2 separate regions of the Homo sapiens genome follow, and region 1 is linked to region 2. A link is an interaction called in ENCODE POLR2A ChIA-PET data of the cell type or tissue named here. Cell type or tissue: PC-3. All regions are shown on one strand. Each heading gives the region's core, and the rest is flanking DNA. Links, peaks and the distances in the headings are about the cores only. Region 1 has its middle 100 kb from the start of LUZP4. Region 2 overlaps PLS3 (plastin 3).

What was found. Peaks named below come from ENCODE experiments on the same cell type or tissue, not always from the same donor. Only the 100,000 strongest peaks of a DNase experiment are listed, where the experiment ranks them.
Region 1: POLR2A ChIA-PET joins it to region 2 with 6 read pairs; 3 of 35 experiments call an interaction of 5 or more read pairs at or near these places.

What each region holds. Positions count from the first base shown.
Region 1 is chrX:115,385,023-115,401,729 of GRCh38, reverse strand. No RefSeq gene overlaps it. Among named protein-coding and RNA genes, the nearest start is that of LUZP4, 100 kb to the right of the region's middle. RefSeq lists an enhancer at 1,994-2,567. In PC-3, for the core only: no CTCF peak of the experiment used is centred there; a DNase peak (open chromatin) is centred at 8,259; H3K27ac peaks cover 1,581 bases.
Region 2 is chrX:115,569,335-115,586,041 of GRCh38, reverse strand. All of the region lies in intron 1 of PLS3 (plastin 3), which reads right to left. Among named protein-coding and RNA genes, the nearest start is that of PLS3-AS1, 15 kb to the right of the region's middle. RefSeq lists an enhancer at 6,266-6,839. In PC-3, for the core only: no CTCF peak of the experiment used is centred there; a DNase peak (open chromatin) is centred at 6,551; H3K27ac peaks cover 5,000 bases.

The sequences.
Region 1 (16,707 bases), core at 6,034-11,033, 190 kb after region 2:
ACTTGCTTACTCTGCCGTCTTTCCTGGCAAAATCTGTAAGGGTATCTTGCTCATCTTGTTCATTACTGTATTCCTAGAGAGTGGCATTGTGGCTGGCCCCTAAGGCCTCCCCAGTGAATCTACATTCTTCATGGAATGAAATGTGAAACCGTTGCACTAAATGTCCTATGAAATCTTTGTTATTTCAACTCACTAACCTTTAAGCTGGGGTCCCTTAAACCACACCTGTAAGTGACCCTCTGTGTTAGTCCAGGCTCTCCAAGAAGCAGACAAAGTGATAGGGTTAAAAACACAAGAAATTTATTAGAGGCAATCCATATGATGGAAAATGGGGAGGGAGCTAGGAAAATCTAGGAGAGCCACCAGCATTCATTGCAATGCAATGCAAGTCTCACCCTGAGTGAAGGAGAGAGAGAGAGAAAGAAGGAAGGAAGGAAGGAGTGGGGGATGGAGGGTATTAGCCTACCATGTAGTTCTAAGGAAAGTTTAACAAGGCTGCCAGGGAGTCCTTGAGACAGTCACCAGTCAAAGGAATCCAGTGTCTCATGGACAGGCCTGTCTAGGTTCCCTGCTGTGCTCACACAATGACGGGGAGCAGCCGTAGGAAGCATGGCCTCAGTGCCAAGGCGATGATTTCAGAGCACAGCAGCAGCTTGGTCACTGTCCCTGCAGAAATCTGAGTGGCACATTCTCAGGACTGCCATGCCTGCCAACCCCAGCATTGTCAGCAGGGCTCCTGTACTGTTTAGTGTGGCCCCTGTATTCTGGTTACCGGGTTCTGTTGTTTCCAAGTCCTAATTTATACTCTCATTCTATAAAGCCAGCCGTATATTTCCTCTGGGAGTGAAGTCTGCCTTGCCCCCTAAATCCTTCTATAAATTATGGATCTGACTCTGAACTAGAGCCCCTGTGGACATCTCGTCCCAATGAACAAACATCCCTTGTCCCAGCCGTCTACCTGCCTGTTGCCTGCCCTTGCCATAGGATATATATATATATGCGCCCACATACACACACACACACACACACACACACACACACACACACACACACACACACTGAGAGATAGAGAGAGAGAGAGAGAAAGACATGAGGTCTTGCCCTCTTGCCTAGGCTGGAGTGCAGTGACATGATCACAGCTCACTGCAGCTTCCAACTCCTTGGTTCAAGAGATCCTCCTGCCTCAGCCTCCTGAGTGGCTGGGATTACAAGTGCACGCCACCGTGCCAAAGATAAGATGTTTTTAAGGATAAAATTCTCCCATGTTAGCTCCTGGTTTTATGGATCCCCATTAGTCAGAAAGAGATGTTCTGCTGCCTATCTGTGCTGCTCTAGTACCAGGTACCTCCCCACTATGGATTAACTGAGGAGGTTTCATAGCTCATCCACCACCACACAACAAATAAGTATGAAGGCTGAAGTTTAAACCAGGACTGTGTGATTTTTAAATTGTACTTTCTAAACCACTATCTGACACCGCCTCTCCTTCATAGAACTAGTCACACTGGATGGTGACCCTCTGTTTACTGGTCCATTCACCCCCTTCCTCAAGATAACAGCCGCCTGAGTTGGGCGGGGAGAGCAAGGCACAAGTAGGCAGTTAAGAAGTGTTTCTGGAATAAAAGAACGAAGGGAGGGATGAACGAACAAACAAATGAACTGTTAGCAGCCAAGTTGCAGTCATCCCAGATTGGGCCCAATTCTACAGTTTCTGAGAGCTTGGCAGCTCTAAGAGGCTCTGGTCCTGTGAATCCATATGTCTCCCAATGCAACCGCTTAATAATGAAACCAGAGCTGCTAGGACAGCACTTTCCATTTACTCCCGACCCTGAGCTGCTTGCGGATCCAATAAAGAATTTGAATAGCCAAAGTTCTAGAAATGTGAGAGATAAGATGCTTTCTGCTCAAAAAAGAAGAAAAAAGTCAAACAAAGGGAATCCTAAGATATGTTTCTTGGTGAGGTGGGGGTTGCAGAAGGGGCCAGCATGGTCATACTGCCTGAAGGCAGCTTTCAGTGTCGCCAGACAGAAAAGGAAATGACAACAACTTTAGACAAGAATAGAAGGGCAAATAAAGATCTTATTGAAAAGCAGGTAAATTGGCTGGGCTCAGGAAGTCTTTAATGGCTCAGGGCTGGCAAAGGTCCCATCTGGTAGTCCACTTCTACCTTACAATGGAGCTCAGTGGACTCCATGTTGTTCACTTGCTCTGAACCTTTGTGTGCAGCATGGGCTTGGTATTGAACCTAAACATGAAGGGCCTCTTTGTTCTGTAATTTTCTCCCCTTCACAGACCACAGAGCCTCCACAGGCATTGATGGCCCATGATTACATTAGCAGTGTGTGTAATTCTGGGTGAGCCGCTTAATCTCTCCAAACCTCAGTCTACTCATATGTAAAACGGGTCTGGACCAGATCACTGAGATAACGTGTGAGTGTCTAGCAGACTATTGGCATGTAGTGAACATTTGGTAAATGTTTGTTAAAAGAGTTAAAGTATGACTACAGAGTTCTCCATTCCTATGTCAGGTATAAGGACTATGTAAGGAAGGGATCTGTATTCCTGCTTCAGTGGCAACCAGACTTTTCCCGCTCAGTATTCTGAGGAAATCTGAGGAGAATTAATTGGTTATTAACATTCACTATGGGGCAATGTGGGGTGGGAGGTGGTAGAGAGAGGACAAAAAACAGATACAGAAGAAATACGCTACTTTTGTTCCTAAGGATGCTTTTAAAGGCTTAGTGCTGCGAAGCAAGGCTTTTCCGTTTTTAAAAATTTAATTTAATTTAAGTTCCAGGATACATGTGCAGGACGTGCAGATTTGTTACACAGGTAAACGTGTGCCATGGTGGTTGGCTGCACCTATCAACCCATCGCCTAGGTATTAAGCTCCACGTGCATTGGCTATTTATCCCTATGGTCTCCCTTCCCCACCACCCCTGACAGGCCCCAGTGTGTGTTGCTCCCCTCCCTGTGTCCATGTGTTCTCCTTGTTCAGCTCCCAATTATAAGTGAGAACATGCTGTGTTTGGTATTCTGTTCCTGCATTACTTTGCTGAGGATAATGGCTTCCAGCTCCATCCATGTCCCTGCAAAGGACATGATCTCATTTCTTTTTATGGCTGCATAGTATTCCATGGTGTATATGTACCACATTTTCTTTACCCAGTCTATCACTGATGGGCCTTTGGGTTGGTCCCATGTCTTTGCTATTATGAATAGTGCTGCAATGAACATATGTGTGCATATATCTTTATAATAGAATGAAGTATATTCCTTTGGGTATATACCCAGTAATGGGATTGCTGGGTCAAATAGTAATTCTGGTTCTAGGTCTTTGAGGAATTGCCATACTGTCTTCCACAATGGCTGAAATAATTTACATTCCCACCAACAGTATAAAAGCATTCCTATTTCTCCACAGCTTTGCCAGCATCTGTTGCTTCTTGACTTTTTAACAATTGCTATTCTGACTGGCATGGCAGGGTGTCTCACTGTGGTTTTGATTTGCATTTCTCTAATGCTCAGTGATGTTGAGCTTTTTTTCATATGTTTGCTGGCTGCATAAATGTCTTCTTTTCAGAAGTGTCTGTTCATGTCGTTTGCCCACTTTTCAATGGAATTGTTTGCTTTTTTCTTGTACGTTTGTTTAAGTTCCTTGTAGAATCTGGATATTAGCCCTTTGTCAGATGGATAGATTGCAAAATTTTTCTCTCATTCTGCAGGTTCTCTGTTTACTCTGATGGTAGTTTGTTTTGCTGTGCAGAAGCTCTTTAGTTTAATTAGATTCCATTTGTCCATTTTTGCTTTTGTTACAATTGCTTTTAATGTTTTAATCATGAAATCTTTGCCCGTGAAGCAAGGCTTTTCTTATTCCTCAGGATTAACTGTCTGATTCTTCACTACTGTTTCCACCTGTGCTGCCACTGCAAACTCTTTCCTAGACAAGCTCTTCAGTTGCAAAACAACAGTAGACATCTTGTATATTGCAAAGCTATTTATAGGACACACACACTGGTTGCATATACCACACACACACACACACACACACACACATACTCAAGATTTCATGTCATTTCATTGTAAATATTTCAATATATATTTTCAAAAGAAATGGACTCTTTAAAAAATAGCTATAATACCTTTAAAATGCATTATTTCTTAACATCATTAATTGTCCAATCCATGGTCATATTTCCCCAATTATCTCATTTTTTTTTCACATTGGGTTATTTGAATCATGATCCAGAAAAGGTTTGCATCATATAATGGCGTTTCGTTGATAAGTCATCTCTTAAGTTTCTTTTAATCTATAAGTTTCTCCCTCTTTTCTTGCCCTTTCTTCCTTCCTCCCTCCCTCCCCCTTTCCTTCCTTCTTTCTTTCTTTCTTTCTTTCTTTCTTTCTTTCTTTCTTTCTTTCTTTCTTTCTTTCTTTCTTTCTTTCTTTCTTTCAACAGTGTCTTCCTCTGTAACCCAGGCACCCAGGCTGCAGTGCAGTGGTGCAATCATGGCACACTGCAGCTTTGACCTCCTGGGCTCAAGCAATCCTTTCCACTTTAGCCTCCTGAGTAGAGTAGCTTGGACTGCAGGTGCACACCACCACGCCTATTTTTTTTCTTCAGTTTTTGTAGAGACAGGGTCTTGCTATGTTGAACAGGCTGATTTCAAACTCCTGGCCTCAAGCTATCCTCCCATCTCAGCATCCCAAAATGCTGGGATTATTTTCTTGCCATTTGTAAAAAAGAGTTGAAAGCCTGTGCTCTTAACCACGAAATATGGCATTTATGTTTATTTTCAGAGTTATGCCTTTGAAAGAAATACCCTCCTCCTAAACACATTTCTTGTATTAAATATAGCTCCTTATTTTCCTGTAGAATAGAAGGCGATCATACATTAAAAATGTATTTTAGAGCAGGAGACAGTGGCTCATATCTGTCATCCCAGAACTTTGGGAGGGCGAAGCAGTAGGATCACTTGAAACCAGGAGTTTGAGACCATCCTGGATAGCATAGCAAAACCCCATCTCCACAAAACATTTAAAAATTAGCCAGGTGTGGTGGCATATGCCCATAGTCCCAGCTATTCAGGAGGCTGAAATAGGAGGATTACTTGAGTCCAGGAGGTTGAGGCTGCAGTAAGCCATGACCTAGTTTTGTAGATATTTATGACAAGATAGGGCTTGAGAACAGAAAAGCCAGCTCTCAAAAAATATATCCTGTCCCATCCCCCATGGGGCCTAAAGTTTCATAGGTAAAGATGTCGCTAAGACTTTATATCTTTAAGCATCACAACTATCTGTCACTAGTCACTAAAACTTTCAAAAGTCAGGCTCTGACAGCTTAGATAGGTGGGTATGGTAAAAGGAAGGGAGGAAAAGCCTGAATAGACCTAGCCCAGATATCACTCTGAAGTGAAGGCCTCTAACAGACTAGGGCAGGGGGTAACCTGAGGAACCAGGCACCCATTCAGGGGCAGGGCACCCACTGTGGAGAAAAGACAAATGATAGGGATCTATTTCACAGTTTTGCTGTTGCTTCGACTTAGTTGTACATGTTTGGATAATATTAAAAGTATTTAAGAAGCAGTAGGATATATTGGAGAGGCAGAAGTTCTCATCAGTGGCTAGCTGAAGGTCCTTGAGGGGCATGCTGGTCAGCTGTGGGCTCAGTACACAGTTTGCACACTAAGGTGCTGGTCCTGTTGCCAGGGGTGCTGTTTCCACTCTAGCTGGTGCTATCTCAGCTCTGGTCATCTGGACACATGGATGGGAGCCTGTTGGCAGACAGGCAGCAGGGCAGCCCCCAGAAAGACTCCTCCATGCTGATGCAACTGGCATCCATTCAAAGGGCTCAAAGCAGCAGCTCTTCACCAATCAGTGCCTCAGTATTTCATGATTTTTTTGTTTGTTTGTTTTTTGTTTTTTGTTTGTTTTTTTCCGACGGAGTCTCACACTGTCACCCAGGCTGGAGTGCAGCGGTGCTATCTTGGCTCACTGCAAGCTCCGCCTCCCGGGTTCACACCATTCTCCTGCCTCAGCCTCCAAAGTAGCTGGGACTACAGGCGCCCGCCACCACGCCTGGCTAATTTTTTGTATTTTTAGTAGAGACGGGGTTTCACTGTGGTAGCCAGGATGGTCTTGATCTCCTGACCTCGTGATCCGCCTGCCTCGGCCTCCCAAAATGTTTCATGATTTTAACCACTCCTCCTGCCTCCAGGCTGAGTCTAAACCTTGTAAAATTGCAACCTCTCTGCTTTTCTGAAAGAGGGTAGGCAGTGTGATGTTCTGTAAAAAGCTATTATCTTCAGGTAGGTTTTAGTTCCAAATTAACCACTAACTTAGGCAAGTCACTTCAGCTTTCTGAGCCTCAGTTTTATCATCAGTAAAATGAGGATAAAACTCTTACTCTGTTTACCTCCCAGGGTTTGTTATGTTAAACAAGAACATGATGTGCAAGTGTTGTATAACTAATCACAACTTACACCTGCAAGACATTTTATTATTATTATTATAGCTCCAACTGTAACATGGCAATGAATGCACAAAGGTAGCCAATAGATATTTAATTTCCTTTTTATTGGACCAAATGTTATGGTAAATCACCCCAGGAAAATGGCTGAGCAAATGTGAGGCTAACACCACAACCAGCCCCAGAAGTAAACAAAAGCACAACACTGGCAAAGGCATTCACTTTGAAAATTCTAACCCCGATACAGCAGTCTTGAGGTTCATGTTTCGCCATTGCGATGTGTTTAACTTGAACAATGTGGCTGAGCTTTCCCATTCTAACTAGAGCTTTCTTGAACCAGAAACAAAGGCAAGTCAGTTCTGAGGCTGAGATTCAAATAATCAGATCACGGGACAGCTGCAAACTGGAAAGCAAATGAGACAGCTACTGGAGTGATCCCATTAATAAAGGCCCTCCTCCCAACACGTGGCCCTTTCCCCAACACACTAGAGGCCAACAGAAAGGACACTTCTTCCTCTTTGGAAGGAAGGAAGTTAACAACTGGAATGAATCCGATTAACCTGGTTAACAACTGGAAGGAGGAAGGTCTGTTATGAGTCCCTTTAAATTCCTGCTTTTTCCTTGGTAGTCCTAATGAAGGAGGAGAGGATTTAAAAAAAAAAAAGCTAAAAGAACTTTGCTGTTGCTTTTGATAACGCTGTCACACACAATGATGATTTTTTAAAATGAACACTGGGATTTGGCCAGGCGCGGTGGCTCACGCCTATAATCCCAGCACTTTGGGAGGCCAAGGCGGAAGGATCACTTGAGGCCAGGAGTTCAAGATCAGCCTAGCCAACAGGTGAAACCCCATCTCTACTAAAAATACAAAAACTAGCTGGGTGTGGTGGCACACGCCTGTAATCCCAGCTACTTGGGAGGCTGAGACAGGAGAATCACTCGAACCCGGGGGCAGAGGCTGCAGTGAGCTGAGATCGAGCCACTGCACTCCAGCCTGGGCAACAGAGTGAGACTCCATCTCAAAACAAAACAAAACAAACAAACAAACAAAAGCACTGGGATTTACATTCTTTTCATAAAGAAGACTCTTTCCCCAACCATTCCTATTAAAGAACTGGAAGAGACTTCAGAGATTTTTAACAGGAGGGGGTAGCTGCTGTGGGGCTAAGAAACTGGAATTAAAGGCTGGGCCTGGTGGCTCATGCCTGTAATCCCAGCACTTTGGGAGGCCGAGGCAGGGGGATCACCTGAGGTCAGGAGTTCGAGACCAGCCTAGCCAACATGGTGAAACCCCGTCTCTATTTAAAAAATACAAAAATTAGCCAGGCATGGTGGTGGGAGCCTGTAATCTCATCTACTCAGGAAGCTGAGGCAGGAGAATCACTTGAACCTGGGAGGTGGAGGTTGCAGTGAGCCAAGATCGAGCCACTGCACTCTAGCCTGGGCGACAGAGCGAGAAAAATAAAAAAGAAGAAAAGAAACTGGAGTTAACAATGGTTCCTAATTCCCTTCCCTGTTTGCACTATTTCCTCAGGTTCCCAGGGGAAGGGAGGCTTGAGGTATTGAGTAAAAGACCCAGCTGTGGATAGAGTTAGTCAGGACTCCATAGACTGTAATTAGTTTTTTACCTACACTGGCTAGAGTAAATGAATAAAATCTACCCAATAGGAGACACAGAAAGTCTCCTGCCTTAAAAGCTGTACAAATGAGAGGATAAAATCATTGGCACTTTGTCAGCTTGGTGATAGAGTCTTGTGGTTTTTAGAGCTGAGAGGGCAGTAGGAATGTTCCCACCCTCCTTTTCACAGATAAGGTAAGAGGAATGGACTTGTCCAAGTTTACACAGTGACTGAATGAATTAACTCTTGCTCACCAAAATGACACCATCCTCTGGGTAAAAAGTGAGCAGTGGATTGTCAATGTCCATATTCCTCTTCTTCCTCAAACAGGCTATCAAATTCCTCACCATTCACGCTTTCTTCTCTGCTATGATTGCCCACACATTCTCACATCCATTATCCAGTCCCTTAATATCTCCCATTCTAACTCTGCTGGTTTTTCCACCACTGCATCCACTGCCAATTTTTCTAAGAGGAAAGAGAAACTTCTACCCACTGGTATTGCAGGTGTTTTATTGAATCCTCCAAAAGTGGATGTGGTTCTTATAGTTTAGAGTACTCTCAGGCATGGAACCTAAGAGAAGTTTCCTGAGGCTGGGCCAAAGAGGAAGAGTTGGCAACTACAACCTGCACGCCAAGTTCAGTGCCCTGTCTGTTTTTGTATGGCATGCAATCTAAGAAGGTTTTCTTTGTTTATTTTTAATTGTGGTTAAAAAAATGACATAAAATTTACCACCTTAACCATGTTTAGGAGTACAGTTCAGTAGTGTTAAGTATATTCACATTGGTGTGCAACAGATCTCTGCAACTTTTTCATCTTGTGAAACTGAAACACCACACCCATTAAACAATTCCCTTTTCTCTCTTCTTCCAGCCCTTGGTAACCAATATTCTTTCTGTTTCTATGAATTTTAATACTTGTGAGGCATTGACTCAAGTCATTTTTTACTAAATATACTTACATCTCAAAATTTGGGAATGATTTGCTTAAAAACTAATTTACAGTAGATTCAAGACTGTTCTTTTAATAATATCCCTTCCCTAACTTGTATTTATTTTGTGGTTAAAAAAAATAAAATTTACCATCTTAACAATTATCTTGTTTTTGAGACAGGGTCTCACTCTGTCGCCCAGGCTGGAATGCAGTGGCATGATCATAGCTCACTGCAGCCTCGAACTCCCAAAGCCCAGATGACCCTCCCACCTCAATCTCCTGAGTAGCTGGGACCACAGGCATGCACTACAACACCCTGCTTTTTTTTTTTTTTTGTAGAGACAGGGTTTCTCCATGTTGCCCTGGCTGGTCACCAACACCTGGGCTCAAGCCATTCGCCCACCTCAGCCTCCCAAAGGGCTGGGATTATAGGCATGAGCCACTGTGCCCAGCCCATCTTAACCATTTTTAAAGTTTAGTAGTGTTAACTATACAAACATTGTTGCACAACAGATCTCTGGAAACTCTTTCACCTTGCAAAACTGAAACTTTGCACCTATTGAATAGCAATTCTTCGTTTGCCCCTTCCTCTAGCTCTGGGCAAATGCCATTCCACTTTTTGTCTCTAAGAGGACTGAATACTTTAGATAACTTAATAATGCAGTATTTGCAGTGGAATAATGCAGTACTTGCAATTTTTTGATTGACTTATTTCACTAAGCATAATGTCATTGAGGTTCATCCCTGTTGTAGCATATGATAGAATCTTCTTTTTTAAGGCTGAACAATATTCCATTGTATGTATATACTACATTTTGTTTATCCATTCATTGGTCCATAGACATCTGAGTAGTTTCTATCACATGGCTGTTGTGTATAATGCTGCTATGAACATGGGTATAGAAATATCTCTCTGAGGCCCTGCTTTCAATTCTTTTGTGAATATATTCAGAAGTAAGCCTGCTGGATCATATGGTGGTTCTATTTTTGATTTTTTGAGGTACCACCATATTGTTTTCCATAGAAGTTGCGCCATTTTACAATTCTACCAATAGTGCACAAAAGTCCCAACTTCTCCACATTCTTGTCAACATGTTTTATTTTATTGATTTTTTGTGGTAGCAGCCATCCTAATAGGTGTGAGGTGATATTTCATTTGATTTGCAATTATTTACTGATTAGCAATATACATATTTTCATATGCTTACTGGCCATTTGTATATCATCCTTGGAGAAATGTATATTCATGTCCTTTGCTCATTTTTTAAATTAGCTTATTTGGGTTTTTCTGTTGTTGAGTTGTAGGAGTTCTTTAAAAATTCTGAATATTAACCCCATTTCAGATACATGATTTGCAAATATTTTCTCTCATTCTGTAGGTTGATATTTCATTCTGTTGATTGTGTCCTTTGATACACAAAAGCTTTCTTAAATTTATTGTAGTTTCATTTGTCTATTTTCTGCTTTTGTTGCCTGTGCTTTTCATCTCTTATCCAATAAAACCTACCAACTCCAATATCATGAAGCTTTTTCTCTAGGTTTTCTTCTGGTAGGAATGGTTTTTAATATTTTTTAATGGATGAGAAAAATCAAAAGAAGAAATATATTTCGGAGGCCGAGGTGGGCAGATCACGAGGTCAAGAGATTGAGACCATCCTGGCCAACATGGTGAAACCCCATCTCTACTAAAAATACAAAAATTAGCTGGGCATGCTGGCACGTGCCTGTAGTCCCAGCTACTCGGGAGGCTGCCGCAGAATTGCTTGAACCCAGGAGGCAGAGGTTGCAGTGAGCCGAGATCGCGCTACTGCACTCCAGCCTGGGGATAGAGTGAGACTCTGTCTCAAAAAAAAAAAAAGAAAAGAAAAATATTTCATGACTCGTGAAAATTATATAAAATTCAAATTTCAGGGCCTGTAAGTAAAGTTTTATTGGAACATAGCCACAGTCATTCATTTACGCATTATTTCTGGTTGTTTTTGTGCTATGATAGCAGAGTTAAGTACAGTTGACCTTTGAACAACATGGGTTTGGACTGCATGGGTCCACAGTTACATGGATTTCTTTCAATAAATATATTGGAACAATTTTTTGACATTTGTGATGATTTGAAAAACTCACAGATAAACCACCTAGTTTAGAAATATCAAAAAAATTAAGAAAAATGTATGTCATGAATGCATGAAATATATGTAAATAATAGTCTATGTTACCATTTACAACCATAAAATATACACAAATTACTATAAAAAGATAAAATTTATCAAAATGAATGCACACAAACACAGACCATACCTGGCACCATTTGAAAGAAATGTAAACAAACTTATTACATGAATCATAACTGCATAAAATTAACTGTAATACATTCTGTGCTACATAATGATTTTGTAGCCACCTCCTGTTGCTATTGTGGTGAGGTTAAATATTTTGAATATCTGCTTAAAACGTCATGTGACACAAATCATCTCTGTGTGAGCTGTTGTCTCTCTGGTATATCCCGGAGTGCAGTAAAAAGTGACCTGTCCTGGAGCTCTTTATTTTTCTTCATGTTTAGTGCAATACGGTAAACCTTGAATAACACCATGGGATCCATACAAAAAGCCCCTAGTGGTGCTGGAAGTGCTCCTATAAGAAGCAGAGGAAAGCCATGACATTACAAGAAAAAGTTGAATTGCTTGATATGCACCATACATTGAGGTCTGCACAGGGAGGTGGCCCACTATTTTGACAATTTATTTTGTAAACAGATGATGTAAACTTAAGGTATCGATAAGTAAAGTACTATATTTTCTCTTCCTTATAATTTTCTTAATAACATTTTCTCATTTCTAGCTTACTTTATTGTAAGAATACAGTATATAGTACATATAACTTTCAAAATATGTGTTATTTGACTGTTTATGTTATCAGTAAGGCTTCTGCTCAACAGCTGGCTATTAGTAGTTAAGATTTTGGGGAGTCAAAAGTTATACTTGGGGCCGGGCATGATGGCTCAGGCCTGTAATACCAGCACTTTGGGAGGCCAAGGCAGGCAGATCACTTGAGGTCAGGAGTTTGAGACCAGCCTGGCCAACATTACAAAACCCAGTCTCTACTAAAATTACAAAAATTAGCTGGGCATGGTGGCACGCTCCTGTAAGCCCAGCTACTCAAGAGGCTGAGGCACGAGAATCGCTTGAACCCGGGAGATGGAAGTTGCAGTGAGCCGAGATTGTGCCACTGCACTCCAGCCTACGTGAGGGAGTGAGTCTCTGTCTCAAAAAAAAAAAAAGTTATACACTATAGTTGCAACAGAGACCAAATATGGCTCTCTCATCTCTTCACACTGTTACTCAGTGCATTATAAATTGCAGTGACACATCTATAATTCTACAGCCTTTCAAAGAAAAATGACGTGGACTTTGATTGTTGTACGTATTTTTAAAGAGACGGAGGTCTTGCTATGTTGCCCAGGCTGGGCTCAAACTTCCGGCCTCAAGTGAGCTGCCTCAGCCTTCTGAGTAGCTGGGACAGCAGGCACACACCACAACACCCAGTTCTGATTGTTGTATTGTTAAGACATACTGGAGTTTGGATATTTGGTTGTCTAATTATATGGCAGAGCATTGTGTTTATTGTGCAATGACACTACAGCTGCAGGATATCCAAAGAATACGGTATATGTCAACAATTCCAGACTAAGCACTCTTAATATCCCCAACTCACAGGAAAGCAATGGTCAGAAAAATTAGAACATTTAAAATGGAATACCTTATCGCAGAAGAATTTCTTCACAGGAAGTGAGGCTGCCACAAAAGTAAATTTCCAAGTGGCTCATTTATTAGGCAAGCAAAGAAAGTCATTTACTGATGGTGCGTTAATTAAAGCCTATGGTTATTCATTGCTTCAGCAGGCACTTTGCAGAAAATATTTGCATCTACTGTGTTATTATACCAGTAGCGTCAGTGATGAAGTTCACATTCTCTCCTGGACTTAGCCATCGACAGTTCTGTGAATTTTTGTCAGAAATAGAAACTGAATATCTGACTTGCCCTATGACACTGAAGTTCAATGGCTTAGCAGTGGTAAATTTTTACTGAGTTTTTTTTTTTTAAGCTCAGGGCTGAGATTGAAATTTTTCTGAATAAATAAAATCTGGCCTCAAATCACTATTACTGAACATTGAATATGTGGAAATTTGTTCTCTCTCTTGTTATATGAACACCGACATAATATCCTCAATTTTATCTCTTGAGACACAAAGCCCAACATATTTACTATACGACCATTTACAGAAAAAGTTTGCCAACCGCTACCATAGACATCTGAACAAAAGCCACTTGGGTCTTATTGGAAAACATTTCTCCCTGCCAACAAAAAATCCAATGTCTGTGATAGTGCCTAGCTTCCTCAAACCTATTCTACTCTGGGCTCACTACTCATTCTTGGCATTACCTCTCATGCTTCCTAAGATAAAGGTGACTATTGTCCCATTGCTTTGTTTAAGGATCTTGATCTCTTTGTCACAGGAACCTTACTGTCAGTCAAAAAGTAATCTGTTTTTTATTCTCAAGAGGCTTGATGGTATTAATGTAAATAGGATTTCTGATTGTCAACACTGATGATCCAGCTTTTCTGAAGCTAGATATGCCATTCAGGGGTTCTCACTAGAGGGACAGAGTCCAGGCTTCCTATTACACAAACAAAAGACCTTGCCACTACCTTCTGCTACTGTCACCTCTTTCCTCCTATATCCAGTTACATGATGTAAAGAATCCTCATTAAGATATCACCCATGAACTGGAATAGGCAACTGTCTAGAGAGCTATTAAGTTGTGGCCTCCAGTTGTCTCTGTCTTTGTTTATAAGAGCAGTAATTTAAAAATTACAGATATGCTGACTTACTAAATACTGTTTGGGGGAGTAGAAACTTACTAATTCAGCAGGATCTAATTCAGTAACTATGCTCCTCTAAAACCACTTTGGTGAAGGTTATTGTTAGCGGACCCAGAAAGGGCAAATAATTTGCTTTTATAAGCTTTAATGGCTTGAAATGACTTAAATGTTGGCTGCATATGTAGCAAATTGCTTTACATCCTCAGTTACACATCCTTACTCCAATATGTGTATTCATGGTTAAAAAACAGAAGTAAACACCACAAAATGGATACTAATACAACAATGAAGCTGAAAGTAATTTGTGACCAGGAAATGAAAGGCTGATAATTAGTCTCTAGGGTGCATACTACTGTTAAAAACCAAACCAAAATTAAAATAACAAATTCTGAAACAAAAATTCACCCATTTCTTTTTGCTTCTTTTGAAAAATATAGACCCACCGATACAGAATTTATGGTTTTGTACTTTTAGGGATAGTTGTTTGTTTTTATTACTTTTCTATTGTGGCCCTTAAACGAAGCCTTTATAGAGTCAGTCACTTTCAGATTGATCGAGCTTTTTGAAACATAAAATTTCACTCCCCAGCCCAACCCCTACAACCCTTCCCAAGGGAACACCTGTTTCATTAAATGGTGTTTTATTTTTGTTTCCTTCATAGGAATTCCCCCTTTTTAAATTACAAATGACCCATCAACATCCATGTTGACTTCTAGGTAAAGTGAGTTTACCTTCTAAAAAATTTAGGTGAAGCCAAATCTTCAAAGAGTATGCCATCCTGTCATCACCAGAATGTGAGTGTACTCTCATGCTCTCCATGTAGTATCTTTAGTGGAAAAACCCGAATTCTTTTTTCTTTTTTTTTTTTTTTGACAGAGTCTCACTGTGTTGCCCAGGCTGGAGTGCAGTGGCGTAATCTTGGCTCACTGCAACCTCTGACTCTCAGGTTTAAGTGATTCTCCTGCCTCAGCTTCCTGAGTAGCTGGGATTACAGGTGCGCACCACCATGCCCAGCTAATTTTTGTATTTTTAGTTGAGACAGAGTTTCACCATGTTGGTCAGGCTGGACTCGAACTCCTGACCTCGTGATCCACCCACCTCGGCCTCCTAAAGTACTGGGATTACAGGCGTGAGCCACCGAGCCCGACCAAAAACACCAAATTCTTAACGGGGTGTTTACTGATGACATCCTAAGTCATTAAAGTATTGAAAACCTATCTGCTCCTTAAAGTTATTTGTAAGTAAATAACTGATAATCCATGCATTTATTACATTTTAATTTTTTTATAAAGAATTTCAAGTCAAAATTCAACTATCACGTAAAGACTTTCAGTCATCTTTCACCAAAACGTTCTTTAAAAAAGTACACTTCTGGGCTGGGCATGGTGGCTCATGCCTGTAATCCCAACACTTTGGGAGGCTGAGGCAGGAGGATCACTTGAAGCCAGGAGTTTGAACTAGCCTGGGTAACATAGTGATACCCCATCTCCACACACACACACACACACACACACACACACACACACACACACACACACAATAAAAAGGGGAAAAAAGTACGCTTTCTGATGTAAACCACACAGATGGGGTTGGTTTGGCACATCTTAGGCTGGGGGGACACTATCCAAAAAAAGAGCCAAATTTCTTCAAAGACTGTTCAACTAAAGTGGTTTCTACATTAACAATAAGCCCAGTTTTCTATTGCACACCTCATCAATTTAAAAACAAAGGAATAGGTTCAGGCAATATTTCCTTCGTTTTAATATGTCCTTCTATGTTTGTTAAGTGTCGTGATGGCCTACACGTGAAATCTTGGTCTTCATCTTTTCCTGACAGTATCTATGTGGGGAAAGACTTTTTATTAGTTACCTATGACTGCTGTAACAAATTACCACAAACTTTGTGGCTTAAAACAATGCACATTTATTTTCTTGCAGTTTTGGAGGCCAGAAGTCCAAAATCAGCTTCACTGGCCTGAAATTCAGGCATTGGCAGAACTGTGCTCCCTGGAAGCTCTAGGGGAGAATCTGTTTTCTTGCCTTCCGGCTTAAAGATCTGCATTCTTTGTTTTGTGGGCGGGCCCTTCTTCCATTTACAGTACCTATACCTTGGCATCTTCAAATCTCTCTCTCTCTGCTAAGGTTGTCATATTGCCTTCTTTCTTCTGTGTCAAATCTCCCTCTGCTTCACTCTTAAAGGATGCACGTGATTGCATCTGAGGTTCACCTAAAAAATCCAGGATATTTTCCCTATTTTAAGGGCTTTAATGTAATTATATCTGTACAGTCTCTTCTGCCATATAACATGCACAAATTCCAGAGATTAAGACCTGGATATCTTTAGGGGCCATTAATCAGCATACCACAGACTCCAAATTTGGAGTTCAACATTTAGTTTACAACCTGTAAGTCTCAGTTTGCTAGCCAACTGTGGAATTATTTCTAGGGCTCCAAAACTTTTATGGAAATAAATAGCTTACATGTATGACTTCTACCAATTGCATATTCATGTACATGCCATTGTTATTAATAAAATACAAGTTTCTTTTATAAAGAGATTCAAAAGACCTGCTTCAGACAAGTAATTTCCAAATAAAATGCTATTTGTATTGCATCCATTCCTTTTTAACAAAAGCTGTCATTACAAAATGGTAATTTATATATAATACATAAACATATAAAGCATATAAATATGAATAATGTATATAAAGAAGATCATCTGCTATATAATAAGGGTTTAATAAATGTCAGCAGTTATTATTGTGTTTGGTGTTCTGCAAGCTGAATGGAGGTATTTCAACACTAAAATC
Region 2 (16,707 bases), core at 3,869-8,868:
GCACCTCAGCCTGGGCAACAAGAGCAAAACTCCGTCAAAAAAAAAAAAATTAGATTTTTCTTCTGATAAGCGGTTAAGAATTTCTTTCTCTTGCATAAAGTAGCACAGAAAGGGTTTAAAAGTAAAACTCCATATGAAATGCAAACACTACTATCTTAAAATATTAAAAACTAAGAAGTATACTATAGTATTTATCGGTAAAACAATATGCGGATTATTTTAAAGCAAATCTCAAAAAAGGGGAGAGCAAAGATGAAATAAGAACATGAAATACTGGTAATTGTTAAAGCTGGGGGTTTTTAATGCTATTTTACATTATGTATTTGAATAATTCCATAAAAATAAGTTTTTAGACCGGGTGCAGTGGCTCACACCTGTAATCCCAGCGCTTTGGGAGGCTGAGGAGGGCAAATCACGAGGTCAGGAGTTTGAGATCAGCCTGGCCAACATGGTGAAATCCCGTCTCTACTAAAAATACAAAAAATTAGCTGGGCGTGGTGGCGGGTGCCTGTAATCCCAGCTACTTAGGAGCCTGAGGCAGGAGAAAATCTTGAACCCAGGAGGCGGAGCTTGCAGTGAGCTGAGATTGCACCACTGCACTCCAGCCCAGGCCACAGTGCAAGACTCTGTCTCAAAAAACAAACAAACAAAAAAAAAGACTTTTTAAAATTTCTGCCTACTTATATAAAGGACTTGGGATTTTGGAGAGCAAAATTAAATTTCATGGCTCATATTTGTTCAATAGATAAATACCGATTAAGCATATATTCTGTAAAAGGCACTATACTAGTTGGCATCAGGAAATATGAGGATTTCTGCAACATGCTTTTCATATCCTCAAGGGGCTCAGAGTGGCTGTGTCTATATATATAATCAATTCCCTAAAATGGGTATAATGCTTCCACTATGACCTTTCTAAGCGGTATTTCTTTATGTCATTACCAAGTACAACTTGATCCAATTGAATTGGAAGTCACTATAATGCAATTTTAAGAAAAAAAGAAAGGGAAATGGCGTATGAAAGAAAATACAAAAAGGAAACAAAAAATAAGAAATGAGACTTTCCCTGGTTTCCCTCTATAAAAGGAAACTAACAAGAGATGTGAGCAAATATGGGCATGACCACATCATTTTTCCACCACAACCCATCATCTTATTTCACTTCAGGACAGGAACCATCATGTCATCTCCTTTGAGTCAGCTCTTGTACTACTCACATAGGCAAAAATAACTGAGCAATACATTCATTTTCCACAGGGAGCATTAAATACATTTAAGTATTCTATAATTTTTCAAATGACAGAAGATAGTTTTACAAATGCCACGACTTTACATTAAATTCCAGGGCTACTAGGTCCTTTCACCACCTCCCCCAATACAAATTAAGCCCATCCTCAGGAGGAAATCCACAAGTTAAACTAGTAACATTCCTCAAGAGGCCTAAGTATAACACTGATAAATGAAAACTGAAAATGATCATCACAGAATAAAATATTTACTTTACTTATCAGCTTCTAGCTTCTTGAACTAGATTTCAAACAAAATGTCATTTTTTCCCTATTCAAGCTGTAGATAATATGTGCAAAAGTTCTCAAAACTCATTCAGTGAAGATCTTTAAAAGCTGAGTGATAGCATTAAATAATTTTAAATTGCTCTACTGTTTTCGTATTTAATAAGCTCTAAGAGGGCAGTGATTTTTTGTCTGTTTTGTCCAGCAATCTATTTTCAGCTTATAGAACAGTGCCTGGCATACAGTAGGCACTCAACAAATATTTATTAAATGGATGTATGTGGAAGACATAGCATCCTAAAGGAATTAACTCAGTGTCATATATTATAGTGGTTTATTTCATAGTCAAGAATAAACTTTCAGCATTTGTCTTTTTAATGCAAAGCAAATAAATAAGGATAAAAGGCATCTACTCTTGTTCCATTGGCTAACTCTGTAAGATACGATCATTCCTGAAAGCTAATCTGGCCAAACACATGGTGGTTACATCTTCTAATAGCACCAAATCCATGCTCAGATTTGGTAATTGAAACGAATTTCTAAATTCTGCACCTTTAGAAAATAAATTCATTTGAGAGAAAATAAGTGGAGTGGAAAGTATAAAGAACTCTCAGTGTATCAAGTTTTTCCTCAAACTTGCCACACACACCCTCCCCCAAAAAAAAAGAAAAACATCTCACTGTCAAGAGTCAAAACATCACTGCTTTAGCTTTCCAAACTTTAAAACAACTACTTTTTGACCTCACAAGGAATAACAAAACCTTCAAAAGAAAGAGCCGCTTTAGCATTTCCTGCCAGCCTGCCCTAGTCTAAGATTAACCTCGTCAGTTTTTAGGAAGACATATAAAATCCCCTTTAAATGACTAATTCAGATGAAGTAGTAACATGAAGCCATAGCTTTTAAGACGCTGGCTTCTACTTGCTACCAGATGTTGCCATCACTTCAAAGCGTTAAATACATCCATGAAGAATTTCAGATATATTTGCATGTGAAATATTTTCTGACTTCCACTATCATTGTGGAGTCACATTCACGGAGAAAAATAGTTGACTCGCTGTTTAATAAAACATCCTTAAGATTCCATTATTCACTTTGAGAGCCACTCTATGTCAGTATAATTCTTCCATGTAATTCCTGCAAGCACATATATACACTTTCAAAACACAATACAAATTAATTCCATTTCATTGGGAGTTTGCCATGAATGGCCTGCTTTATACTTCTTTTGAATTTGGGGTGGGAGGGAACCTTTCACAAAAAGTCCAGCTGAAAAATCCAAATTTTTGCATGTGTATACTTTTGGTATTTCTTTTTCAGACAAGTAGACTGTCCTGAGCTTTACATAATATAGTTTAGAGTTCCTTTGCCAGGTGTAATTCATCTATTCCACTATGCTTTCTGTTTCTAATCACCACTCTTCTCTGATTAATTTCTTTGGCTATGTTGTCATCAAGGTTTTATTAGCTTTTTCTTTTCTTTTCTTTTTTTTAAAGACAGAGTCTCCCTCTGTCACTCAGGCTGAGTGCCGTGGTGCAATCACAGCTTACAGCAGCCTGAACCTCCCCCAGGCTCAGGTGATCCTATCACCTCGGCCTCCCGAGTACCTGGGACCAGATGCATACCACCATGCCTGGCTAATCTTTTTGTGTTTTTAGTAGAGACGGGCTTTCGCCACGTTGCCCAGGCTGATCTCAAACTCCTGTCCTCAAGTGATCCGCCCGCGTCGGCCTCCTAAAGTGTTGGGATTCAGGCGTGAGCTACCACGCTTGGCCTATTAGCTTAATTTTTTAAAAAAATGTTTAAATCTCCAGAGAGAGTTTAATTCAGCAACAATGGTTGCTATTTTCTACACATAATGGTCATTGTTAAGTCTGGCCCAACACAGAATCCTGAACACAATGTAGATTTATCCTTAAGATTGGCTGCAAAATACCATGGTCTCATAAAGTATTAATAGTTATATGCCCTTACCATTCAAATGTATAGGAGCTTCCCTACAAAATTTGTTTATTTTGTTTTATTTCTACTGAGATGCCTCAATTGTATGACTTCGAGGAGGGAATTGAATCCATAAACATAACACTATGCTGGATCAGACTACTACAGACTGGATTGTAACTGACCAATCTTGCTTGTTTGGTGTTTTATTTGGCAATCTGTTACCTGGTACAGCTAAAGTCTCATCATAATGAATTCTGCCACAAGTCAAAAAGCTTTTGTGGTCTTCACTTCCTAAAAATCACACTGTTAGCAAAAAGTCACCTATGCATGAGTAACCAACCTCTTCCCTCTCCCAGCTTATTACCTCAGAAATTGGCTAAAGCAATTAGCAGAATTCTTTTGATGAGGCAGACTGTCCTGGCTCACTAGCTGAGAATTCACTGCTCGAGAGAATGAGCTTTTAAAAGTCTTTCATTAGACAAAATAAATTTAAAAATACAGATAAATTATATGTGAAGAAAGAAATCTGGATATATGTTTACAATGAGTACCATTATATTGCATCTTCTTTAAATCACACTTTCTAAATTATAGTTTTGCATTACCTAAGCAGGGTTAGGAGTAAGTGGGAAGTAACACATCACTAATATGAGTGATGGTAAACTTCACTGTAATGATAATGCTATGAGCCAGATGCTGTAACTTAGGGAAGTTTTCTTTATAGAAGTAATTCTGCTACTGTACTTAGGGTAGTACATTTGGACCCTGATTTTCAAATTCCTGCTAAGTCTAACCACTTAATCCCACATTCATAATGTTATAGACCAACAGTTATACACTTTATTAAAGAATAAACAGCCAATTTAAATATAAACAGGATGGAAAATATAACCGGAACGTTTTGTTTTGTGCCTGCCACCCTGAATCAGTAAGCAGACAGAAGAGTGGAAAAGCTTTATCTTGAGAAAGCAAGACAGAAAGAAAGCATGATCTCATTCAATTTTCCCTCACCCAAAACCAACAAGGTGACATTATCTCTTCAGTTCTTCTTCAGTCCTAATCAGTTTGATAGCCTCCCTCTTTTTTTAAATACCTGAAAGTAAATTTCTGAGTGTTCTTTTAAATTAAGAAGTTTATCAGATGCTTTTTGTAATTTTTAAGATTTTATTTTGCAGAATCAACAATCAAAGCATGAGAATACACAAATGTTTTCATTTAAAAACTTTTGACTTACTATTCATGAATAATAAACATATCCCAAACTCCATTACCCTAAATTTCAACTATTTAGTAGCATATTCCATTTTGCTATATGGGGAGATGAATTTGTTTGGGATAACACAAAAGGTAAACCATACTTTCCTTAAGGCAAAACAATAGGTTTAGGAATCTTATTAACAGCCTTATAAATCTAATGGTTGGTCTTAAAAATTCCAGAAGTAAACCTTCAAAAATTTTTAAATTCAAAAACATATTAGTGATTTAGAACCTGACAAACTTCAATTTTGGCCATTAAAAAAGGTCATTCATGTTATGGCTGAAAGGAAACTGCTGGCCGGGCATGGTGGTTCACGCCTGTAATACCAGGACTTTGGGAGGCTGAGGCGGGAGGATTGCTTGAGACCAGGAGTTTGAGACCAGCCTGGGCAACATAGTGGGACCCCATCTCCACACAAAAAATTTAAAAAATAAAAAAGAAACTGCTAATTAATATTCATTCAATAATTTCAAAATCATAAAAATACACATTTCTTCAGAAAATAAGAACTAGCGTTAGACTTTGGAAGGAACTAAATTGTTTTCCTTAACAGAATTACCATTTTTAACTTTATTAACATTACATATGCAATTTCAAAAGTCTAATTCATTAAATCAATTCCTCTCAAAATCCTAGAACAGTTTTTGTAGTTATAGACAAGCTTCTTTTAAAAATTAACATGGAAAGGAACAAGCCTTAGAACATCTAAAACTGTTGAAAAATAAGGTGAATAGACTCCACCTGGCATTAAGTCAGACTATGTAGCTACAGTAATCAAGACAGTGTGATACTGACAGAGCAACAGATACTCAAAACAACGGAACAGAAGAGAACCCAGAAACAGATTTACACAAATATATTCAATGATTTTTCACAAGGGTGCAAAAAACCATGTCAGTAGACGAGGACAAACACAGTCCAAAACAAAAAATAAGAAACTTCAACCCAAACTTCACACCTTACACAAAAGTTAGCTCAAAACAGATCACAGACCTAAATGTAAAACATAAAACTATAAAACTTTAGGGGGGAAAGAGAAATTCTTCAGGAACCTGATTTGATGAAGAGTTCTCGGACATGACACCAAAAATCAATCCATAAAAGGAAATACTGATAAAGTGGGCCTCACCAAATAAATCCTTTTGTTCTATGAAAGATTCTGTTCAGAAGATGAAAAGATAAGCTACAGGCGAGGAGAAAATATTTGTATGCCACATATCTGATAAAGAATTAGACTCTAGAATACATAAAGACCTCTTAAAATTCCACAACAGTAAAAACACAAATAATCCAATTAGAAAACAGACAAAAGGGCCAGGCATGGTGGCTCATGTCTGTAATCCCAGCACAGTAGGAGGCCAAGGGCGGAGTACTGCTTGAGGCCAGACGTTTCACATCAGCCTGGGCAATATAACAAGACCCCAACTCTACAAAAAATAAAATGGTGGTGTGCACCTGTAGTCCCAGCTACTTGGGAGGCTTAGGCAGGAGAATCACTTGAGCCCAGGATGTTGACGCTGCAGCGAGCCGTGATTGCGCCACTGCACTCCAGCCCGGGCAACAGAGCAAGACCCTGTCTCAAAAATGAAAGAAAATAGGTAAAAGACATGAACAGACATTTCACTGAAGAGGGCAAACAGATGGGAAATAAGTGCATAAAAAATGTTAAACATCATTAGTTATTATGAAACTGAAAATGCAACTACAATGAGCTATCACTACACACCTATCAGAATGGCTAAAATGAAAAACAGTGACACCACCAAAGGCTGGCAAGGATGTGGAAAAACTGGATCACTCATACATTGCTGGTGGAAGCACACAATGGTACAGTCACTCTGGGCAAACACTTTGGCAATTTCTTATAAAATTAAACATGCAACTCTCATACAACTCAGCATTTGCACTCTTCCGGCATTAATCCCAGAGAAACGAAAACTGAAGTTCACACTAACACCTGTATACAAATACTTGTGATAACTAAAAAACTGGAAATGGCCCAGATATCCTTCAATGGGTGAATGGTTAAATAAACTTTGTTACATACACACCATGGAATACTATTCAACAATGAAAAGGAACGAGGTATTGACATACACAACAACTTAGGTTGAATCTCTAAGAGAATTACGCTCAGAGAAAAAAAGCTAATTCCCAAAGGCTACATACTATATATCATTCCATTTATATAATATTTTTAAATGACAAAATTATAGACATGGAGAACAGATTAGTGGTTTCCTGGGGTCAAAAATGGAGGTCAGGGGAGGAAGGAGGTGTGTGTTGTTATCAAAGGACAATAAAAGGGATTCTACTGGTAATGAAACTCATTTGCCTCTTGTCTGTATCAGTGTCAACATTGTGGTTTTGCTATTGTACTATGGTTTTTTAAGAGTTTACCATTGGAAGAAACTGGGTAAAGGTACACAGGATCTCTTTGTGCCATTTCTTACAAGTAGGTGTGAATCTACAATTATCTCAAAATAAAAAGTTTAATTAAAAAATCTAATTCAGAATTAAACACAGAATATAGTATAATTAAATTAATAGGGAAAATGAAGAACATTTACTTGTATTAATTCTATATCCTGCTTTAAACATTATTCCCACTTTATCTTTTTTTTTTTTTTTTTTTTTTTGTGCAGTGGCGTGATCTCGGCTCACTGCAAGCTCCGTCTCCCGGGTTCACGCCATTCTTCTGCCTCAGCCTCCCGAGTAGCTGGGACTACAGGCGCCCGCCACCACGCCAGTCTAATTTTTTGTATTTTTAGTAGGGACGAGGTTTCACCGTGTTAGCCAGGATGGTCTCGATCTCCTAACCTCGTGATCCGCCTGCCTCAGCCTCCCAAAGTGCTGGGATTACAGGCGTGAGCCACCACGCCTAGCTTTATCTTTTCAAAACTTTTTTGACATAACTTCTGACACAATATTCTTAGCATATATAGTCAGTTCATGACTCCACTAGAGTGTTTGATCTGGGTGAAAGTTATTTTTTTCTGTTCAATACCAAAATAAAAAGGAGTTGTCATAAAGGAAAATTTCAGGGCTGAAACACATCAATGTATGATGATTTAGGTATCTGTTATTAGAAATATTTTTTACTTGTTCAAGTGACACTTCTCCCCAAACATTCACATGGATACTCCTTGATTTCCTTCATATCTTGCCTGAAATATCTCCCTCTCAGTAATGCCTTCTGTGACCACATATTTTGAAATGGCAATACCCTTCTTCCCACTTCCTATACCATTAATCTTACTTTTTCTCCATAACACATTAGCATATAATATATAAAATCATTGTTTATTTTCTATCTCTCCCCTAGTAGGATGTAAGCTTCATAAAGACGGTGATTTTTGTCTGTTTCATTGACGGCTGTAATCCCCAGTGCCTAGAATAGTATCTGACATATATAAGGTGCTCGGTAAGTACTTGAATAAGTCAATGAATAGATGAATGAAATGGACATTTTTTTTTCTAGGCAAGGAGTAATACAGAGAGGAAACACTGACTCTGAGAATGATAAAATCCAGTTTAGAAGAAATCAGGAGTGGGCCAGGCATGGTGGTTTACTCCTGTAATCCCAGCACTTTTAGAGGCCGAGGCGGGAGGATCAGTTTAGGTCAGGAGTTCCAGATCAGCCTGGCCAACATGGCGAAACCCCATCTCTACAAAAAACACAAAAATTATCCAGACGTGGTGGTGCACGCCTGTAATCCCAGCTACTTGGGGAGCTGAGGCACGAGAACTGCTTGAACCTGGGAGGCAGAGGCTGCAGTGAGCCGAGATCACGGGACTACTCTCCAGCCTGGGCAACAGAGCAAGATTCCGTCTCAATTAAAAAAAAAATCAGGAGTGATAAACCCTATAATGTATATTCAATATACTGGAATTAGAGTTTTCAAAAACTTTTGGATATATTACATACAATATAGGAAACTCTTTATGATCAGTGTTTAGGATTGAAGTTTTGTCAGCATGTGACTACTCTGGGTTGAATATGACCTAGAAAAATAGCTTACCACTGTAAAGCTATTGCTAATGCATTTCCATTAGCTAGGGAAGAGCTTGTCAGACTCAAAGCAAGTTGCTTTAGTCATGGGTGATATGAGTTTCAGAGAGTTCATGGTAACTTTATTGAGATAGCATTTGTCATTTTATTAATCTCTGAAAGAAATTAAGTGTAGATACAAACTGATTCAGGGAAGAGGCACTGCTACTAAACAAAGTTGACCCTGGACATGGAGTTTAAATATATAGTGAGAAGAATGATGGATCAGTTCCATTACTACAATCTGGGTCTCCAGTGATGGCGACCTGATCCTCCACCATTGTCCTGGAGCACTCTATGCTGAGGCAAGCCAAAATCAGACTTCAGTTGCCTCCTTTGTAAAAATCAGTAGGTGGATTAGACTCAGCTCTTCAAACGATGGCACACTGTTTTATTTATGTTAGTGTGCCAGGCACATTGTTAATAATTAGCAAAGGCCTATTAAATACGCAGGAAGTTCTAAATGGGACTCCAGAAAGTTGCACCTTTTTTTTGACTTAACTCCAGCCCACCTTTCTCAGGGAAGCCTATCCTTTCCTAAAGGATCTGCAAGGTTCCGCCTGCCCATAAGAGTAAGGAGACTGGATCCCAAAAATTTCGCTGTGGGTTGAATCTGGAAAATAATGACAGAGTAAAGTTCTATGAGTCATTAGCTGTTTTGATCTGGTGAATCTGGGGTCAAGGGTGCTTAAAAGAATAATCTGAAATTGCAGGATATTATTTTATTTTATTTTTTTGAGACAGGATCTCTCTCACCCAAGCTGAAATACAGAGGCGTGATCACGGGATCAAGCAACCCTCCCACCTCAGCCTCCTGAGTAGCTGGGACTATAGGCGCACGCCACCATGCCTGGCTAATTTTGTTTTATTTTTAGTAGAGATGAGGTCTCGCTATGTTGCCCAGGCTGGTGTCAAACTCCTGAGCTCAAGTGATTCTCCTGTCTCGGCCTCCTAAAGTGCTGGGATTACAGGCATGAGCCGTCATTTCCGGCCTGGTGATTCTTTTAATCATCTTTTTATATTCCTTCATTCTCATATTCACCCCAAAAGGTCAAAAGATAAAGACTCCCTCAAACTTACTGTCAAAATACCTAAACGTAAAACACTAATGTCTTCTTAAAAATATTAAGTGTTAGAGGCTAATTTACTTATCATTATGGCCCTTTGTGAGTTTTGAATTTTGTTCTATATGGATATATTTCACACTTGAATAGTACATTTAAAAGTAAATATATTAGCTGTGCTCAATAATGCTTTTGGTTGATTGAACCCATTGCATTTCAAAGCATTTATCATGTACTTTTGTACTCCTTAATACTGCTTGCCTTTGCTCCTTAGTGTTCAAAAAATGTGATTAAACAAAACTGTGCTAAATGTTTATTATACAATAAGTTTTAGAAAAGATGATTATACAGCATTTACAGGCTTTCTATTATTCCAGTATAAATACTACTAAGGAAAACGTTATTGAGAACAAGTCGATGATAAGCCAATAAGCATCAGGAAACAAGAAAAAAAATAGCTAAACTTAGATAGAGGCCAGGCGCGGTGGCTCACGCCTGTAATCCCAGTACTTTGGGAGGCCGAGGCGGGTGGATCACGAGGTCAGGAGATTGAGACCATCCTGGCTAACACGGTGAAACCCCGTCTCTACTAAAAATACAAAAAATTAGCCAGGTGTGGTGGCGGGCGCCTGTAGTCCCAGCTACTTGGGAGGCTGAGGCAGGAGAATGGCGTGAACCCGGGAGGCGGAGCTTGCAGTGAGCCGAGATGGTGCCACTGCACTCCAGCCTGGGCAGCAGAGCCAGACTCCGTCTCAAGGAACAAAAAATAACAAAAAAACTTAGATGGAAAAATCGGTAGTGCTTAATCAAAGCAAGGATTTATATTAAGAGCAGAGTGGTAATAAGTGAAATGTTATCTTGTCAGCACCACCTCTAACTCATTAGGGGACTCATGGATAGACACTTAATGTTTGCATGTCCCATTATTTATGATAGCCATAGTGTAGAAACAACCCCAAATATCCATCGATGGACAAATGGATAAACAAAATATGGTGTACAATGAAATATTATCCAGCCATAAAAAGGAATAGAGTACTGATACTTGCTACAAGGTGTGTGAACCTTGAAAATGTTAGGCTAAGTGAAAGAAACTAGTCACAAAATACCACCTATTATATGACTCCATTTATATGTAATGTCCAGAACAGGGAACTCAATGGAGACAGGAAATAGTTCAGTGGTTGCTTAGGGTTGCAGGGGTAGAGTGCTGTGGAAGGTGATAGCTAAAGTGTATGGGGTTTCTTTCTGAGGTGATGAAAATGTTTGAAAATTGACTGGTGAAGGTTGCATGTTATCTGTGAATATACTAAAATCTATAAAAATAGATGGTATGGGGCCGGGCGCGGTGGCTCACGCCTATAATCCCAGTACTTTGGGAAGCCGAGGTGGGCGGATTACCTGAGGTCGGGAGTCTGAGACCAGCCTGACCAACATAGAGAAACCCTGTCTCTACTAAAAATACAAAATTAGCCAGGTGTGGTGGCACATGCCTGTAATCCCAGCTACTAGGGAGGCTGAGGCAGGAGAATCGCTTGAATCTGGGAGGCGGAGGTTACGGTGAGCCGAGATCGTGCCATTGCACTCCAGCCTGGGCAACAAGAGCGAAACTCTGTCTCAAAAAAAAAAAAAGTATGATATTATGTCTCAATAAAGCTGGCATAAAAGTCAAAATATTAATATGTCCCAATTTCTTCTTTGACTCTACAGTTTAGCAGTTCTCACAATGAAAACACTATCGATAACATTCACTCATAATATTCACTGAAAACAACTAAAACCTAAAGGAAAAATAAACTAAGGAAGCCATTTGTTTAGTCTTCTTACAGGCTCCCATCATTATGTATTTTATGCAATGTAATTCATAAATCACTGATTTCCTGATTAGATTTTCCCAATTCAATCGTTATCAGCAAGGAGCATTTATGGCCATCCATGTTTCACTCTTTCAAATATAAATATCAAGACCCGTTGTGTGCCAGGTGAACTGTGAAAGGAACTAGGAAAATGGGGCTTTTTCTCAGGGCTTATTTCCTTTCTCCCTAAAAGTACAGCTCTTTCCCATGGTACATGGCAGAAATTTATTGCTGCTCTTGAAGAAAACCATATACAGTGGTCACAGTACATGGCTTTGATGCTATCCCACCAAATGAAACAACTGTTAGATTTGAAATCCTACGTATTCCTGCTCAATTTGAATTCTGTGACAATGGGACAGGCAAGGTGGCTCATGCCTGTAATCCCAGCACTTTGCGAGGTCGAGGTGGGCAGATCGCTTGAGGCCAGGAGTTCGAGACCAGCCTGGTCAACACAGTGAAAACCCATCTCTACTAAAAAATACAAAAATTAGCCAGGCATGGTGGTGTGCACCATAATCCCAGGCACTTAAGAGGCTGAGGCGGGAGAATTGCTTGAACCTGGGACGCGGAGGTTGCAGTGAGCCGAAATCATGCCACTGCACTCCAGTCTGGGCAACAGAGCGATACTCCATCTCAAAAAATAAAAAAATAAAGTCTGTGGCCAGAAGTTCAAGGCAGGAAATTAAGGTGTCAGCTATACCTGTAGTTGCTTGCTATTATCCACGAGTCAAAATAAAACTTAACGGAATACTTTACTACAGAAAGTATAAGAGCTGCATGTGCAAGTAATGGTGAATAGATGTTTTTGGGGACTTCTGCATACATGAATATTTCCACAGCTGCAGAATCAACTACTGCAGAAGTACATGCTGGGCGCAACATCTACAATTTAGTAAAGCTGGAAAGAATTTTATTTTTGTAAAAACTAAATGGGGTGTGGCTCGTTTTCTTGCCAAAGGGCTATTTTATTCCAAGACACTGGTGTCTGCTGACCTTCATTTGTAGGCTGAGCAATGTTCTATTTAAGTAACATTAACTCATAGTGGGCTCTTTTTTGGTATGCAATAATTATTGCAAAGAAATAACAATGTTTAAATGAGATTTGTTCTTAGTTTAGATTTGATTATATTGGGTTATAAGTGAATTTCTTTGTTCACACAAGGTTTATATTTAGAAATTATTTTATGCTGAGAAAAAAGGCTGTATTTAAATTCATTTTCTTTTTTTTTCCTTTCTTTCTTTTTTCTTTTTTTTTTTTTTTTTGAGACGGAGTCTCACTCTTGTCACCCAGGCTGGAGTGCAATGGCGCAATCCCGGCTCACTGCAACCTCTGCCTCCCAGGTCCAAGCAATTCTCTCACCTCAGCCTCCCAAGTAGCTGGGATTACTTGCGCTTGCCACCACACTTGGCTAATTTTTGTATTTTTAGTAGAGACGGGGTTTCACCATGTTGGCCAGGCTGGTCTCGAACTCCTGACCACAGGTATCCACTTGCCTCGGCCTCCCTAATTGCTGGGATTACTGGCATGAACCACCGGGCACGGTCTAAATTCATTTTCTACATTTATGAATATTTTTAGGTTTCATGAGAACCAAGATTATTTTTGTGTCTTTCTGTTCTACTAGACTGGAGGAGTATCTTATCCGTCTTTGTAGCCCTAGCACCTAACAGTCTGCATTAAACTTATGGTAGTTGAATGAATAATGAAACCATTCCACAAATAGACTAATTAAGCAATTGTGCATGTTAGTATATTTGGTTAACTATTACTTCATCTGTAGTTTGTACCATCTTAATATATACTTAAGAACTTTGGGCACGTTTAAAAGTTTCCTTGAGTTTTACATCTATTTACCAATGGTCTATAAGCCTTCTTTTATACAACACTTACAGTTTCTAGATACTTATTAACCTTCCCTTCATTTTTACACAAATCTCTGCTTAGAGAATTTTTCCCCTTCTGCTAGCACCTACTAGATATATTCTAGTTTGCTTTTTTAAAATTTATTTTCTATTTTTATTTTTTAAAAAATAGAGACAGGGTCTTGATATCTTACCCAGGTTGGTTCTGAATTCCTGGGCTCAAGCAATCCTCCTGCCTCAGCCTCCCAAAGTGCTTAGATTACAGATGTGAGCCACCATGCCCAGCCACTAGTTTGCTTTTTATCTGAGTGTCAACTAAAGCTGGAACACCTTGTTTGAGGATAAAATACTGAATGCATGGGTTGGCTTATATTTTTAAACATGTAAATCTATCAATATTACTTTTCTGTTAGTTACACTTAATGATAATTTGGCTCTATTTGCTTTTTAATTACCACAGGACAAAATATAAAATTGTAATTATTCATACCCACTTGTAAAAATGATTCAACTGTAGCTTTACAATGGAGACCCACAAACTGCTCAGAATATTTTCTGAATGTGTCAATAGCCTTCATCATTTCCTGGTTTTTGCTTTTGAAAATTTCCACTAGATAAAATAATGGGCATCATAAGTATGTTTTAGATTCAGCCATTTTTAAAGGCTACATGTCATCATGAAAACATATTGGTTTACTTTATAACCCTCTGCCATCCTCAGCATTTTAAGTTTTCAATAATATATTTTCTCTTTGCCCCTACTTTTTTTTCCTCCTCCACAAGTCAGGTATCAACACTACCTATTACCTTTCATTCTGATTTAAGCTGTATTTGTTAGCGGCCTTGAGTTTATAACGGTGTCTGTAATTTACTGAGCCATGTTTCCAATTTTCCTTTGAAGGTGAGTTCTTGTTTCTTTCCTTTTCCTTTTCCTCTTTCCTTTTCTCTTTCTCTCTTTCTTTTTCTTTTTTTTTTTTTTCCAGAGTCTTGCTCTGTCACCCAGGCTGGAGGGAAGTGGCACGATCTTGGCTCACTGCAGCCTCCGCCTCCCAGACTCGAGGGATTCTTGTGCCTCAGCCTTCCAAGTAGCTGGGTACATAGGCATGGGCCAACACGCCTGGCTAATTTTTGTATATTTAGTAGAGACAGAGTTTTGCTATGTTGGCCAGGCTGGTTTCGAACTCCTGAGCTGAAGTGATTTGCCCGCCTTGGCCTCCCAAAGTGTTGGGATTACACGCGTAAACCACTGTGACGGGTCTTGGCTAGTTCTCCACATATCCTCACAAAAGAATAAATTAAATGGCAGGGTTCAGTGGCTCACGCCTGTAATCCCAACACTTTGGGAGGCCGAGGTGGGTGGTCATGAGGTTAGGAGATCAAGACCATCCTGGCTAACACAGTGAAACCCCGTCTCTACTAAAAATACAAAAAATTAGCAGGGCATGGTGGTGGGCACCTGTAGTCCCTGCTACTCGGGAGGCTGAGGCAGGAGAATCGCATGAACCCGGAGGCGGAGGTTGCAGTGAGCTGAGATCGCGCCACTGCACTCCAGCCTGGACGACACAGTGAGACTCCGTTTCAAAAAAAAAAAAAAAAAAAGAATAAATTAAACGATAAACAGGTTTCTGAGCTAAGCGAAGAAGCTTCTTCAACCTGAAACATGGCTAGAATCCTTCACATTCACAATGAAAAACAATAAAAGGAGTGTTTTTCCAATACCATTAAATAAAACACAAAAAACCCCACTAATTTCTAAAATCTTGCCAGCCTGGGCAACATGGGGAAATCCCATCTCTACTAAAAAACAAACTACAAAAAAAAGTTAGCCAGGCATGGTAGTACACGCCTGTAATCCCAGCTACTCGGGAGGCTGAGGCACGGAGATCGCTTGAGCCCCGGGAAGTCAAGGTTGCAGTGAGCTGAGATCGCACAGTTGCACTCCAGCCTGGGCGACAAAGCAAGACTCTGTCCAAAAAAAAAAAAAAAAAAAGGAAGGTAGGAAGGTACTCAAATTAGAGAAAAAGAGGTAGATATAGATGCCTGACAAAAATCATCTAAGGCAACATTAATCAACCTGTAAATGAAAATACTTATTGAGCACCTACCATATGCTAGTTGCTTTATAAGTGTTCTCATATAATAATTATGAGAACAAAGTGAAAAGTGAGTGTATTATCTTCATTTTATTCATGGGGTAACTGAGGTTCAGAGAGTTAAGAAACCTCCTCAATGCCACAGAGATATAAAATGGGAGAGCTGGCCCAGGCGCGGTGGCTCATGCCTGTAATCCCAGCACTTTGGGAGGCCAACGCAGGTGGATCACGAGGTCAAGAGTTCAAGACCAGCCTGGCCAAGACGGTGAAACCCCATCTCTACTAAAAATACAAAAATTAGCCGGGCACAGTGGCAGGAGCCTATAATCCCAGCTACTCACAAGGCTGAGGCAGGAGAATCGCTTGAACCTGGGGGATGGAGGTTGCAGTGAGCCGAGATTGTGCCACTGTACTCCAGCCTGGGCGACAAGGTGAGGCTCTGTCTCTAAACAAATAAATAAATAATAAAATGCGAGAGCTATTGGAACCCATACTTTATGCTAAAATCCATTCTGACTGTGCAACATAGCATGTAAATGATGCCCCTGAAAAGAAAAGAAAGGTAGTGAGAATGTGTTGTTGGGTGAAAGGAACCTTCCAAGTCACTTCTGGGTCATAATAGAATTCCCAGACCAATAAAGTCTTTGGTGAGTGAGGCTAGTGAACTGGAGGAAAGAGAAAAACACCATGGAAGGGTCTGTGAAATGGCATGGGTTAAGTTTCAGGAGGGATATGTAATGTACAATGAGCCATTTAAATACACAAAATATTTGTAAATTCAAGTGCTTGTAATTTAAGCAATCGCCATATACTGAAACCAGGCACAAATTAAGTGACAGCATCAGAATTTTTACTATTATTGGACCTATGTTTAGTTATATTATTTAAGCAACCTGAATGAAATGTAAAACTCTGAGTTTAACTGTAGTTTATTGAGTGATATCAAAGTACTTTAAGAAACTAATAGCCTTGAGATAAAAGGGCATATCAGCAAATAGTCATTTAGCCAACACCAGGATTAAATGTTTCTTTAGGATACTGAATGTTCATAGGCACAAATAAGCTT